2 separate regions of the Homo sapiens genome follow, and region 2 is linked to region 1. Evidence: chromatin contacts called from ENCODE Hi-C or POLR2A ChIA-PET data. All regions are on one chromosome and are shown on one strand. The core of a region is the stretch at or near the end of the contact, and the rest is flanking DNA. Distances in the headings are between cores, read along the strand shown.

Region 1 (5,982 bases), core at 2,011-4,510:
AGTTATTGGGATTATGTGCAAACCATCTGTTACTCCTACACACCCTAGCCCTTTGCATTCCTCTAACTACTGTCATTCCCATGTATCTTAGTCAACTTAAATTCATATACAAAAGGCAGAATTTGACCTCTTATAACCCCTACCTTTTCCCAGTTTTTCACTTGATACTGAACTTTTCTTGCCTTTCATAATTACAAGGCTCAACTTTTTTCATTGTGAATTTCAACCTTCTTGTTTTCAGTCATAACTCCTAAACCTTCCTAACTGTCAAGTTCTGGCCAAGCACAGTAGCACACTGTAATCCCAACCCTTTGGGAGGCTGAGATGGGAGAATTGCTTGAGCCCAGGAGTTGAGACCAGCCTAGGCTCAAGAATTGCTTGAGCCCAGGAGTGAGACCCCATCTTTAAAAAAAAAAAAAAAGAAATAAAATTAGCCAGGCAAATTCGCCAGGCATGGTGGTACCCAACTACTCCAAGGCTAAGGCAGGACCTACAGAGCTACAGAGCCTGAGAGGCCACAGTAAGCCATGAATGTGCCACTGCACTCCAGTGCGGGTTACAGTGACAGATTGTCTCAAAAAAAAATTTTTTTTTGAGTACCTCCCAGAGTGTTCTAAGAGGTTCAAAAAACAGTTTATGCTATCTTGGACTTTCACTAGATTGAGAACTTTAGTGTGAAGTCAATTTTGAACTATCCTTTTATATTCAAGGCCACAGTCTCTAACAGTACTGTCCAAAAGAACTTTCTGCGGTGGAAATGTTTTACATCTGTGTTGTCCAATAAACTAGCCACACGTGGCTGTTGAGTACTAAATCTGACTAGTGTAACAGGAAACACATTACCTGGCTAGCGGCCCCTACTAGACAGAATATTTGGTCAGCTCTTACTATCCCCCAACTTCCATCCTTTGCCCAACCCAGCCTGCTATACACAAGCCTAGCGTTATCTTGTTCCTTCTCTTGCAAAATCTTAAAGATCCTTCTAAGCTGCTCAATGTTTATGAATTCATTCAACATTTGAAATTGACCAGAAAACAAAAAGTAGTAAAGTAGTATTTTCCCTTCATACATATATAAACTTGTTAGTAAAGTTTGAGGTGGGACTACACTAAACATGGAATTCTATTTATAAGTAAAAACCACAAAAAGTTTGCGTAAGAATATCACTGTATTTATTTTCCCTCGGGTAACTTTTCTATGGCTTCACCATTTTCTCTTCAAAATTGAAGAAAAATATCCCAAAGTTTAGAACTGGATCACTTGGCCCTTTCTCTTCTTATCTCCTCCCAGTTCAAAATGCTTGCATCTCTTAATGGCCAGCATCCTCTTGGATCTGCAGTTAGGCTCAACACATTCCAGCCTTAGCACAATCTTCTTTGTGGTCTTAGCCTTCTTCCGGAAAATTGGCTTTGTCTGCCCACCATAGCCACTCTGCTTCCGATCATAGCGCCTCCTTCCCTGGGCATACAAAGAATCCTTGCCCTTCTTATACTGTGTCACTTTGTGAGGCTGATGCTTGCCACACTTCTTACAGAAGGTTCTTCGGGTTTTAGGTACGTTGACCATCTTTGCAGCAGGGCTGTTTTGTCTATATGATGAAAACTGTAGTAAAATATTTAAAATAAGATAGCAGACGTTAAACATTCCGAAAAGTGAAAGTGCTATACAAGTATATACAGGAAAACCGTACACATAAATGAGTAATATATAAATCCACCACGTACTCTTTTTCCATATGAATAAACGCACATACAAGTACATACCTTTTTGAAACACTTCGTTTAAATTACTGGAGGACTAATTTGTCGACCTAAAGAACTGAGGCAAGGCCGAGCACGGTGGCTCATGCTTGTAATCCCAGCACTTTGGGAGGCCGAGAAGGGCGGATCACCTGAGGTCCGGAGTTCGAGACCAGCCTGACCAACATGGAGAAACCCCGTCTCTACTAAAAATACAAAATTAGCCTGGCGTGGTGGTGGTGCATACCTGTAAGGAGAATCGCTTGGGCGGGGTGGGGAGGGGCGGAGGTTGCCGTGAGCCGAGATCGCACCATTGCACTCCAGCCTGGGCAACAACAGCGGAATTACGTCTCAAAAAAAAAAAAGAACTGAGGCACAATTCATATAAGTAGAATGTTTATTTGGGGCAAGTTTGAGGATTGCAACCCAGAGCACAGATTCAAAATGCCCTGAGTAGCAGCAGTTGCAAGTGGGTTTTTAGAGGAAAAAATGGCAGTTCCTAAATTGTCTACCAAGAATTTACATTAAAATAACACAAGCGATTGATTGGCTATACATCATTCTTTTCATGACAAATTCCAGGAACGCGGACATAATGGGTGAAGCAGCTAGTCAGGAATAAAATGCCAGGCATTAAGTGGGGAGGTGTCTGAAGTCCCATACTGCTGTCTCTCTGGGCCCGGCAAATTTTGCACATCTCAAATAATTAACAATGCTCCGAGCCATTCTTCTTTTCTCATATAGAACAAGACTCACGAAAACCGACAGCAGCAGCTTTAGGAGGCCCAATACAGTCCGTTTTCCGTACGAAATGAGTTTAATTTATTGTGACTGCTCCAAAAGAAAAGTGCGGTTCATCTAATTTTCTTCCGAAAAGGAAGTTAAGGACCAGAGTTTCTTTGACCCCCTTCCCCCCACCCACCTCCTCCATTTTCCAGCTCTAGAGAATGGCTGGGGCAGCGCGCGACGTTGTAGCTACGGTTACGACCCGCCCCGTTCCTTCTACGAGAACCACATCAGCGTAGTATCACTTTTCCCCTCCGAAGCACAGTCACCCGTCAGCAGCCTCGAGGGCTGACGTGTCCTTATCAAGCCGGCGCGCCCCGCGATTCTATAGCCGCCATGCCTGAGACCTTTTTCCTGAAGGGAGAAGCCTGCTCTCGAACTAAGGCCGGCGAGGGCCATAGGTCTCGCCTTCCCTTTCCTAAGAAGGCCTAGTCCTACCCAGGATTCTGAGCAAGGGAGGCTCCTATTGGAGCCGCTACAGCCTCGTTCTTAGCTTACCGAGAAACAGCGCCCGACACCTGGCCCTTCGCAGCTCTCGCCTTTCGCAGCTCTCGCCTAACAGGAAAGGGAAGAAACAGGCGGAAGTGGGAACTGCACCTGAGCGACAGTACTGCAAACCAATAGGCAGCCGGCCACGGCGGTCAGGCGCCTTCGGTCGCGTCTGGAAAGCACCAACCAACGGTCTAAGGGGCGGGCCGGAGGGGTGTGGGCCGGAGGGCCGCGGTGTGCCGCGGGGCAGTTGCGGGTTGTCATAACGGTCCCCGCCGGAGTGAGGCGAGGCCGCGTCGCTCAGTTCTGGCCGTCTAGGGCCCCTGTAAGGATGAGAGCGCAGAGGACGCAGGGCCGCTGGAGGCGCAGGTAACGAAGCTAGGGTGCGGTTGGGACCGCGGCTGAGCTTTTTCCGGGACCCGTGGTGCTGAATGGAGAGGACGGAGACGAAGCCGAGCCGCGGCTCCTAGCGGCGGCGCCGATGCTCGAGCTGTAGCTGCCAGGCGAGGATGTGTGGAGCGCAGGCGGCGCGGGGTAAATGAGAGGTCTCGGGCCCCAGGACCCCCGGGGCCCGGGATGAGTTAGCGAGGGCAGCCGCGGGGGCCAGTTCCGACCGTGACAGGCCAAGGCGACGGCCGCCGCCCGCCCGCCCCTTCCGTGCAGAAGCAGCTGCTCCTTTCCGCGCCCGCCCGCCTGCGCTCCCGGCCCTGGAGACCATGAGGTTCCGCATCTACAAACGGAAGGTGCTAATCCTGACGCTCGTGGTGGCCGCCTGCGGCTTCGTCCTCTGGAGCAGCAATGGGCGACAAAGGAAGAACGAGGCCCTCGCCCCACCGTTGCTGGACGCCGAACCCGCGCGGGGTGCCGGCGGCCGCGGTGGGGACCACCCCTCTGTGGCTGTGGGCATCCGCAGGGTCTCCAACGTGTCGGCGGCTTCCCTGGTCCCGGCGGTCCCCCAGCCCGAGGCGGACAACCTGACGCTGCGGTACCGGTCCCTGGTGTACCAGCTGAACTTTGATCAGACCCTGAGGAATGTAGATAAGGCTGGCACCTGGGCCCCCCGGGAGCTGGTGCTGGTGGTCCAGGTGCATAACCGGCCCGAATACCTCAGACTGCTGCTGGACTCACTTCGAAAAGCCCAGGGAATTGACAACGTCCTCGTCATCTTTAGCCATGACTTCTGGTCGACCGAGATCAATCAGCTGATCGCCGGGGTGAATTTCTGTCCGGTTCTGCAGGTGTTCTTTCCTTTCAGCATTCAGTTGTACCCTAACGAGTTTCCAGGTAGTGACCCTAGAGATTGTCCCAGAGACCTGCCGAAGAATGCCGCTTTGAAATTGGGGTGCATCAATGCTGAGTATCCCGACTCCTTCGGCCATTATAGAGAGGCCAAATTCTCCCAGACCAAACATCACTGGTGGTGGAAGCTGCATTTTGTGTGGGAAAGAGTGAAAATTCTTCGAGATTATGCTGGCCTTATACTTTTCCTAGAAGAGGATCACTACTTAGCCCCAGACTTTTACCATGTCTTCAAAAAGATGTGGAAACTGAAGCAGCAAGAGTGCCCTGAATGTGATGTTCTCTCCCTGGGGACCTATAGTGCCAGTCGCAGTTTCTATGGCATGGCTGACAAGGTAGATGTGAAAACTTGGAAATCCACAGAGCACAATATGGGTCTAGCCTTGACCCGGAATGCCTATCAGAAGCTGATCGAGTGCACAGACACTTTCTGTACTTATGATGATTATAACTGGGACTGGACTCTTCAATACTTGACTGTATCTTGTCTTCCAAAATTCTGGAAAGTGCTGGTTCCTCAAATTCCTAGGATCTTTCATGCTGGAGACTGTGGTATGCATCACAAGAAAACCTGTAGACCATCCACTCAGAGTGCCCAAATTGAGTCACTCTTAAATAATAACAAACAATACATGTTTCCAGAAACTCTAACTATCAGTGAAAAGTTTACTGTGGTAGCCATTTCCCCACCTAGAAAAAATGGAGGGTGGGGAGATATTAGGGACCATGAACTCTGTAAAAGTTATAGAAGACTGCAGTGAAAATCACAGTTACAAAAGCGACAGTCTTCTATTTTTGATATTTGTCCAAACAGGACATACAATTGAATAAAAGAGTTTAGGAACTGGTTTCTGCTTTAATACAAAAACAAAATCTTGTAAAAGGTGTCCAAATACATAGTAATCTTTTCCAGTTATGTCTGATTAAGATTTAAAACTGAAGGTTTCATTTTGGGAGTAGGGTTTTAAAGCTCAATCTGTTATCTGCTAAAATTGATTATTGTTGATATGAGAGAAGAGGGGAAATTTTATTTAAATTGCATTTATTAATCTTTTTATCTGAAACTTTGTACACTTTTCCACTTTCAAAACCTATTTTAAGTACAGCAAAATTTATTTAAAACTGTCATAGCAGTAAAAAGTATTACGATGAAATTGTTAGGGTATTAATGGAACAAACCCAGTTTCACTCTCTTGACACACTTATTAGGAAGGGATTGCTTCACTGGTTTAATAATTTAAAAGTTATGTTTGTTAAACACCCTGTCAGAACAGTCATTTTCAGTATTAGATTCCTGTACTATTGTGTTTTGAGTGTGTTTTGGAACCTTCATAGAACACACTTTCTTTTGGAATGTATTTGATTGATAAGAAAGTTTAAACATTGTTTTCACCTCAATGTAGAAATACAGTGGTTTTGTTTTTTTTTTTCTTTTAGTGCTGACAAAATAAAATACTCATTTTTGCATAAAAAGGTTCCTAATCCTTTTGCAGAATAAGTTTTGTTTACTCTTTATACCAAAATTCAGTGAAGGCATTCTACAAGTTTTGAGTTAGCATTACATTTTAATATTTACTATTGCTACATTGTATAATTGAGTTTGAAATAAAACCCAGCTTATGACAATGCATTCCCTGTGCAAGAAACTGTTTGGCTTTCAAATTACCCA
Region 2 (5,740 bases), core at 1,745-4,244, 6.5 Mb after region 1:
ACTCCCTCTGGGATGATGTGGGCGGGTCATCCTCTTCAAGAGAGTGGTCTGGGGTGAGGGACATAAATGGAATGGCAAGCAGAGAGAGCAGGGAAGGGTCTGCCCTGGCAATCAAGTCAGCCAAGCCCACCCTGGCTCTTAGTGGGTTGGCAGATGGCACAGCCAGATTGTCCCACCAGCCTGGAGCAACTCACTAAAACAATTACATTCAAGAGAGGATAAATCCATGCTACAATCAGATTCTTAATATTAACTGGGGATGATGGGGTCATGTCCTAATTGGTTTAAGTTGTGAGCAAATAACTCTGATAAGAGATGCACAGAGAAAGTCACACGCTGGCTTCTTTAGGAACACAAGCCATCAACGCTCTGAGAAAATCAAGTTAACACCCCTCACCACTCTGCCATCCCCCCAGCCCTACCATTTGATACCATTTGAGAAGTGTTTTTACCTTTACTCATGTCTGTTTCCTTGAAATCAGAGAAAGCAACTGTGGGGACCTTGGGTACATAGAGTCTAGAAAAACAGACATAGTTTTGATGGGCTCATGCTGTGTTTCAAGAAAATTGAAAGTGTGAATGAGTTGCCAACAGTTAAAAATTGAGAGGTTTGGTGTAATCAGGATTTGAGGCTTTTAGAAAAATTACATCTAGCAAGAGTGAACTGTCATTGTCACATGGCAACAATCAGCTAGAGATGAGTGACAGATAAGCCCTGTAGACGGCACAGACCCTACCAATGTGCCACAGTCCTCACTCAGCCCATTTGCTCATTTGGATTTCCATGCCTGGTCCCTGTATGTATTCTTGACTGTGATCAATAGAATTGCTCTTACCAGTCAGAAGCTTTCAGGGCTCAGAGTGATTCACAGAGCTGATCTAGCCTTGAGCTGCCTAGGATAAAAAGCCTCCATTGACACAAAAACTCATTCACAACAACACTTCCTGTAAGTCAGTCTGATAAAGACAGACCTGATTAAGTACTATAAACATTCTCAAAGACATGTTGGGAGAGTAGAGAGACATGTCCCTCTGGAAGTCAGGGGTGCCACAGGCAGATAGCTAGACGGGGGGGCCTTGGAAGATTGGGATATCCTATGGGAAACTCTCAGCCTAGTGCTGGGAACTTAGTAGGAGGTTAATACATATTTCTTTCTATCTTCCTAAGAGCAGATGCGAAGCACAGCAAGGAGGAAATGCAGCCAGAACAGTATAATGCAATGCAACGCACACAGGCACAGCAGGCCAAGAGAGAAGGAAGGAGGTAATGGTAGCCTAGAGAGCAGAAGCAGCAACAGAGGAGGCCTAGAGAAGCTAGGGTGACAGAGGCAGGCATCATCGTAATCGTGACGGCGCAACTGCAGAATGATTCTGACAGATCTTTGATAGTCATACAATCTATGTGGTAAGTAGATGCACAGAGTACATGAAGACAACATTAATCCAGCAGAAATTTGAAAGAAATTTACATCAACACTGGGGAGGAGACATGATTTATCCCTTTAGTGAAGGAGTGCTGGTTAAAACTGTAACAGATTTTTTATTACATATAAAAAATATAGAGAATACGTAATATATGCAGAATAACTAATATTCATTTGAAATACAGAATTTCTATAGTTAGCTGAAATAAGTTAACTGTTTAATAAAGTTTATTTTTGGCTTACCAGTGGTGTGGCTTTAGTTACTTTGGAATAATTTATTTCTAAAACCTCAATTAAAAAAATCAGTTCCTAACTGAAGTAAAATTATCAGAAACATCATGTCACTACCGTAATAACCTGTCAGAGAATGTTACACAAGGGGTGCAGCACAGCGGAATGGAAGGTTACAGATGCAATTATTATTTTTTCTAGCCCTTTGCTTCGGGTCATAGCCAACCAGTCACTATACACAGGGTAGCTTCTGCAGTATTTATTTCTTTAAATATTTAACAGTGTTGAGAGGCAATGACTCGCAATAATATGTAGAGTTTCTAGCACATTATGAGTGCTTAATAAATGTTAGAACAATAAAATCCTGTATGATGAAAAACAGCAGTCAGTAAAACTATACAGTCTACGATATTTTAAAGCCATAGCAATAACTAGTTTAAAAAGAATAGAAAGCAAACAGTGCATTGATTAAATCACGGTCATAAAGGAACATTTACGTTCACTAAAAAGTCCACCCAGGTAATTTCCCCTTGTATGTATTAGGGGATGGAAAGAAGGCACAGGAAAAGTGGATAAAGTATGGATTAAAAAACAACTCTTCCCCCATCCCCCCGCCACCCCCCAAAAGCCAGGTGGAGCTCTATTGACCACAAGCCGGGGTAGCTACATCCAGTGCAACGGTGGGGTGCTCCAAGCGCCTTCGAAACGTCCTCTACGCCAGCACCAACTGGCAAAACCTTCTAATTTTCTAGACGCCTTTCTGCTTGGTTTTGGAAGGGGAGGCACCCAAGTGGGTGTGTGCGACACCTCTAGTTGTAAGCCGGGACACAGTGACGTCGAGAGAGCGCTATTCTACTCGGAGAGGAAGTTAATCCCATCGAACTCCAGCCAGGAAAACGTGGGCTTGGGAACCGCGGCCGCTCGTTTCCAGGATCTCCCGCGGGCCTTCGCGGCTGAAGAACCAGGCGGCGAGGGCTGAGGACCCCGCGCTCTAAGTTTGGGGAAGGAAGTGAGGAAAAAAAACAGAGCTGCTCCTTTAAGAACTTCCTTTCCCTTTTACTCTATGTTTACATAACACAGGGGCCGAGCCTCCGCCGGGCCGAGGGGGGCGGGGAGTGGGCGCGGACGGCCCCACGCGCCGGGGGAGGGGGCGCCCCGCGGGCCGGGGGCGGGCGCCTGGCTCTGCGTGGGGCGGGGCGGCTCCCACCTGCCCGCGCGCTGGCCCCCGCCTCCCCCGCGCGGCCCCAGCCTCTCGTGCGCCCGCTCCCTCCTCCTTCCCTCCCTCCCGCGGGGCTTCGGCGGCGGCGCTCAGCGCAGGCAGGTCCCCCTGCTGCCGGGTCCCATTTGTTGCCGGCTCTGACTCGGGGCGGCCGCGGCGCGCGGAGCTCCGGGGAGTCAGGCGGAGCAGCCGCGCAGCCACGACGGAGCAGCAGCGGGACTGGCCGCCCCGCGCCCCCTTCGCCGCCGTGCCCTTCCCCGGCGCGCTCACCCCGTTCTCGGGATGGGATTGTAGCGGCGGCGCGGACTCGGCGGGGATCGCGGCGGAGGCGGCGGCGTCGGCGGCGGCGTCGGCGGCCGAGCGGGGCTCCATGTTTTCCCCTGGCCAGGAGGAACACTGCGCCCCCAATAAGGAGCCAGTGAAATACGGGGAGCTGGTGGTGCTCGGGTGAGTCCTGGGGTCCCTGGTCCCGGGCAGCGGCGCGGGCGGGGAGCGCCCGCATCCTGGAGCGGGGCTGGCGGGGTGGCTCGGTGCTCTTTGGGGACCGCCGGGGCGCTCGGGGCGGCAGGAGAGGCTCTCAGGGCCCGGACGGCGGCGCGGGGGCGGGATGCGCCCCATCGGCGCGCGCTCGGGGTGCTGCGGCGGACGCCGGGCTGCGCTGTCCGCGCGGAGGACGCGGCGGAGGAAGTGGCCAGAACTCGGGCGACCCAGCGGGGGCAGCGCCGGGCACCGGGTCCGCGGCCGTATCGTGGGGGCGGGGGCAGGGGCTCCACTTCCCGCGCGCCGCGTCCGGGCCGGGGAGGGCGGGCAGGGACTCCATGTGAGGCGCCGCGGTCGCGGGCGCTTCGCGGGGTCGCTTCCCGAAGCTGAGAGGCCGGCCGGCGCGGAGCCCCGTCTTCCCACCTCCCTCGCGGACCGTGGTACCCGCGCCCCCGAACTCCGAGCGCGGCGCCGTGAGCTTGGGCCGCCGCGGGCTGTGGGATCCCCGGCTGCGCTTTGCAAATTGTTCCGATGACCGCCGCGGGCCGCCGCAGCCCGAGAGCAGTGAACTGTGTGTGACCCGGGCCGGCCGGCCCTCCGCTTCTCCCCGCTTGGAGTGCTCTGGAGGGGAGGGACAGGATGCGGCTGCTCGGGGCCTGGCACCGGGGCGCGGGCCGTATCCCCCCGGTCCCGGCCTCGCTGATGCCCTCCCGGCTGCGGGGAGCTCGCCAGCCTCGCCCGCCTCGGCTCCCTCTCTGCTGGTGAAAGCCGCATCTTGAAGATAGTAATTATGTACAATCGTTAAACGGCAGCAATTAGAGACTTCATCTACTTCCTGAGTTTCCTTGTGACATTTCTATTGTTTACCCTTAATAAGCCAGGAGAGAGGCTTTGCGGGCTTAAAACTGGATATAGTGGGCAGTGAAAGGGGAGGGGGAAGGGGGAAGTGCAGGAAACTGGGGGGAAGGAACAACTTGGGTTTAGTGTTGAAGAAAGGATTATTTTTTCCTTTGGATGTGTCGCTCTGGGAACCCGCGCTTTTGTCCTTCTGCGTTGAAAGACCTGTATTCAGAACATCCTCGGCGCTGATAGGTAGGCTTAGCACACATATGAGGAGTCATGGCTGTGGGAAGACTCAGGGAACTTTGCAAAACGTGTTTTGATAAGTGAGTGCCTTGAAGTAAGTGCTGACTTAAAAATAATTTAAAGAGAGGAGTTTTTGAGGGAAGCTTCCAGACACCGCACAACTCAAAGCTTCCCAGTCTTCCTGACTTTGTTGCTAGTGCATTAAGTGGGGGTGGTATTGGAAATCTCATTACCTATTTTGAAGCTGTTTGCAGATAAGTGTTTTTCTCACCTACATCTTAATTGCACTTCAAAGACAAATATCAGGGTTCACAGGAAGGCGGGAGGAATGACAGGAGAAAAGCCGCAGTTTAGTCTGTCTTATGTAACTTCAGCCCAACCTAATCTTGTGGAGTTTGGTTTTGTTTGTGTGGCTGGCTTCAGTGTGTTTAACACTGTGAACTTGACGCGGAAGATTAACGTATGCCAGAACTTTATTTCATTATTTCCTTTTGAGGAAATCATTGTTGAGATGTTTCAGAAAAGCAGCGAGTGGGCCTGGAGAGGTTTTGTGTTCATAGCTGGAAGTGCAGGGCATTCCGAAGCCACGGAAAGGATTGAAACCCTGGATTGTCCTAGTATCATAGTCTCACTCCACAGGAGCCCGGGATATAACGTTGCAGTTGCATATGGTCTGCCCTTTGCTAATGCTTTTCCAGGAGACCAAAGTATGACATAGTTGGCACTTAGGGGGCGAGACACTCAACCGTCGTTTGTGTACCTACTCTGTGCCTGTGCTGTTTAGGCATTGCTGATGCAGTGAGAACAGGGAACTTTCCTTTTAGAGTGGAGTGACAGGCATAAACAGAAAGAAACATGCAAATAGAGGAGTAATAAGTGACAATTTCAGGTGCAGCCAAGTTCTGAAGAGGAGTTGATAAACTTGGAGAGTGACTGCTTAGGTGGGTATTGGTTTCTTCGGCTGGAAGGTGAGGGAAGTTCTCTCTGAGGAGGTGAAATGTGAGTAGAGGATGCTAGTCTGGTTTTTGAATACTTGAATTGTGGTATTTTTCTTTTTTCGAGGGTAGGTTTCTGACTGTTTACCAATGTTGAACACATTGAAGAGTGCAGGTGAAAGAGTGACTAGGTAGGAAGATTTTTAGAGAGAACCTTATTCATATTCCACCCTTAGGATTTGAGACAGTGTACTTCATCTTAAAACAACAATAACATTCACATAGAATTAATATCATCTTTATGATATTATCTTTATGTCCTCTGGGGTATAAATATTGGAAAACAGAAAATTTCAAGTAGATTT

What was found. A loop is a pair of places that touch in the nucleus more often than their neighbours do. ChIA-PET counts read pairs that join two places held with the same protein, here RNA polymerase II (POLR2A). Pooled maps may share reads with other maps.
Region 2: a pooled map shows a loop between it and region 1 (4-fold over the local background). The contact joins the promoter of PELI2 here to the promoter of MGAT2 in region 1. A Hi-C loop is called at or near these places in 3 of 50 pooled maps. POLR2A ChIA-PET finds 5 or more read pairs at or near these places in 2 of 52 experiments (CD4-positive, alpha-beta T cell and naive thymus-derived CD4-positive, alpha-beta T cell).

What each region holds. Positions count from the first base shown.
Region 1 is chr14:49,617,539-49,623,520 of GRCh38, forward strand. MGAT2 (alpha-1,6-mannosyl-glycoprotein 2-beta-N-acetylglucosaminyltransferase) reads left to right here and starts at 3,261. Exons shown (of 1, transcript NM_002408.4): 1 at 3,261-5,943. The coding sequence starts at 3,731. The coding sequence ends at 5,074. RPL36AL (ribosomal protein L36a like) reads right to left here and starts at 3,088. Exons shown (of 2, transcript NM_001001.5): 1 at 3,024-3,088; 2 at 992-1,602. The coding sequence starts at 1,566. The coding sequence ends at 1,246. RefSeq lists enhancers at 2,863-2,972, 3,361-3,911 and silencers at 3,133-3,342, 3,643-3,752.
Region 2 is chr14:56,115,417-56,121,156 of GRCh38, forward strand. It overlaps PELI2 (pellino E3 ubiquitin protein ligase family member 2), which reads left to right and starts at 2,995. Exons shown (of 6, transcript NM_021255.3): 1 at 2,995-3,321. The coding sequence starts at 3,245. RefSeq lists an enhancer at 2,383-2,622 and silencers at 2,753-2,812, 2,853-3,112, 3,403-3,472.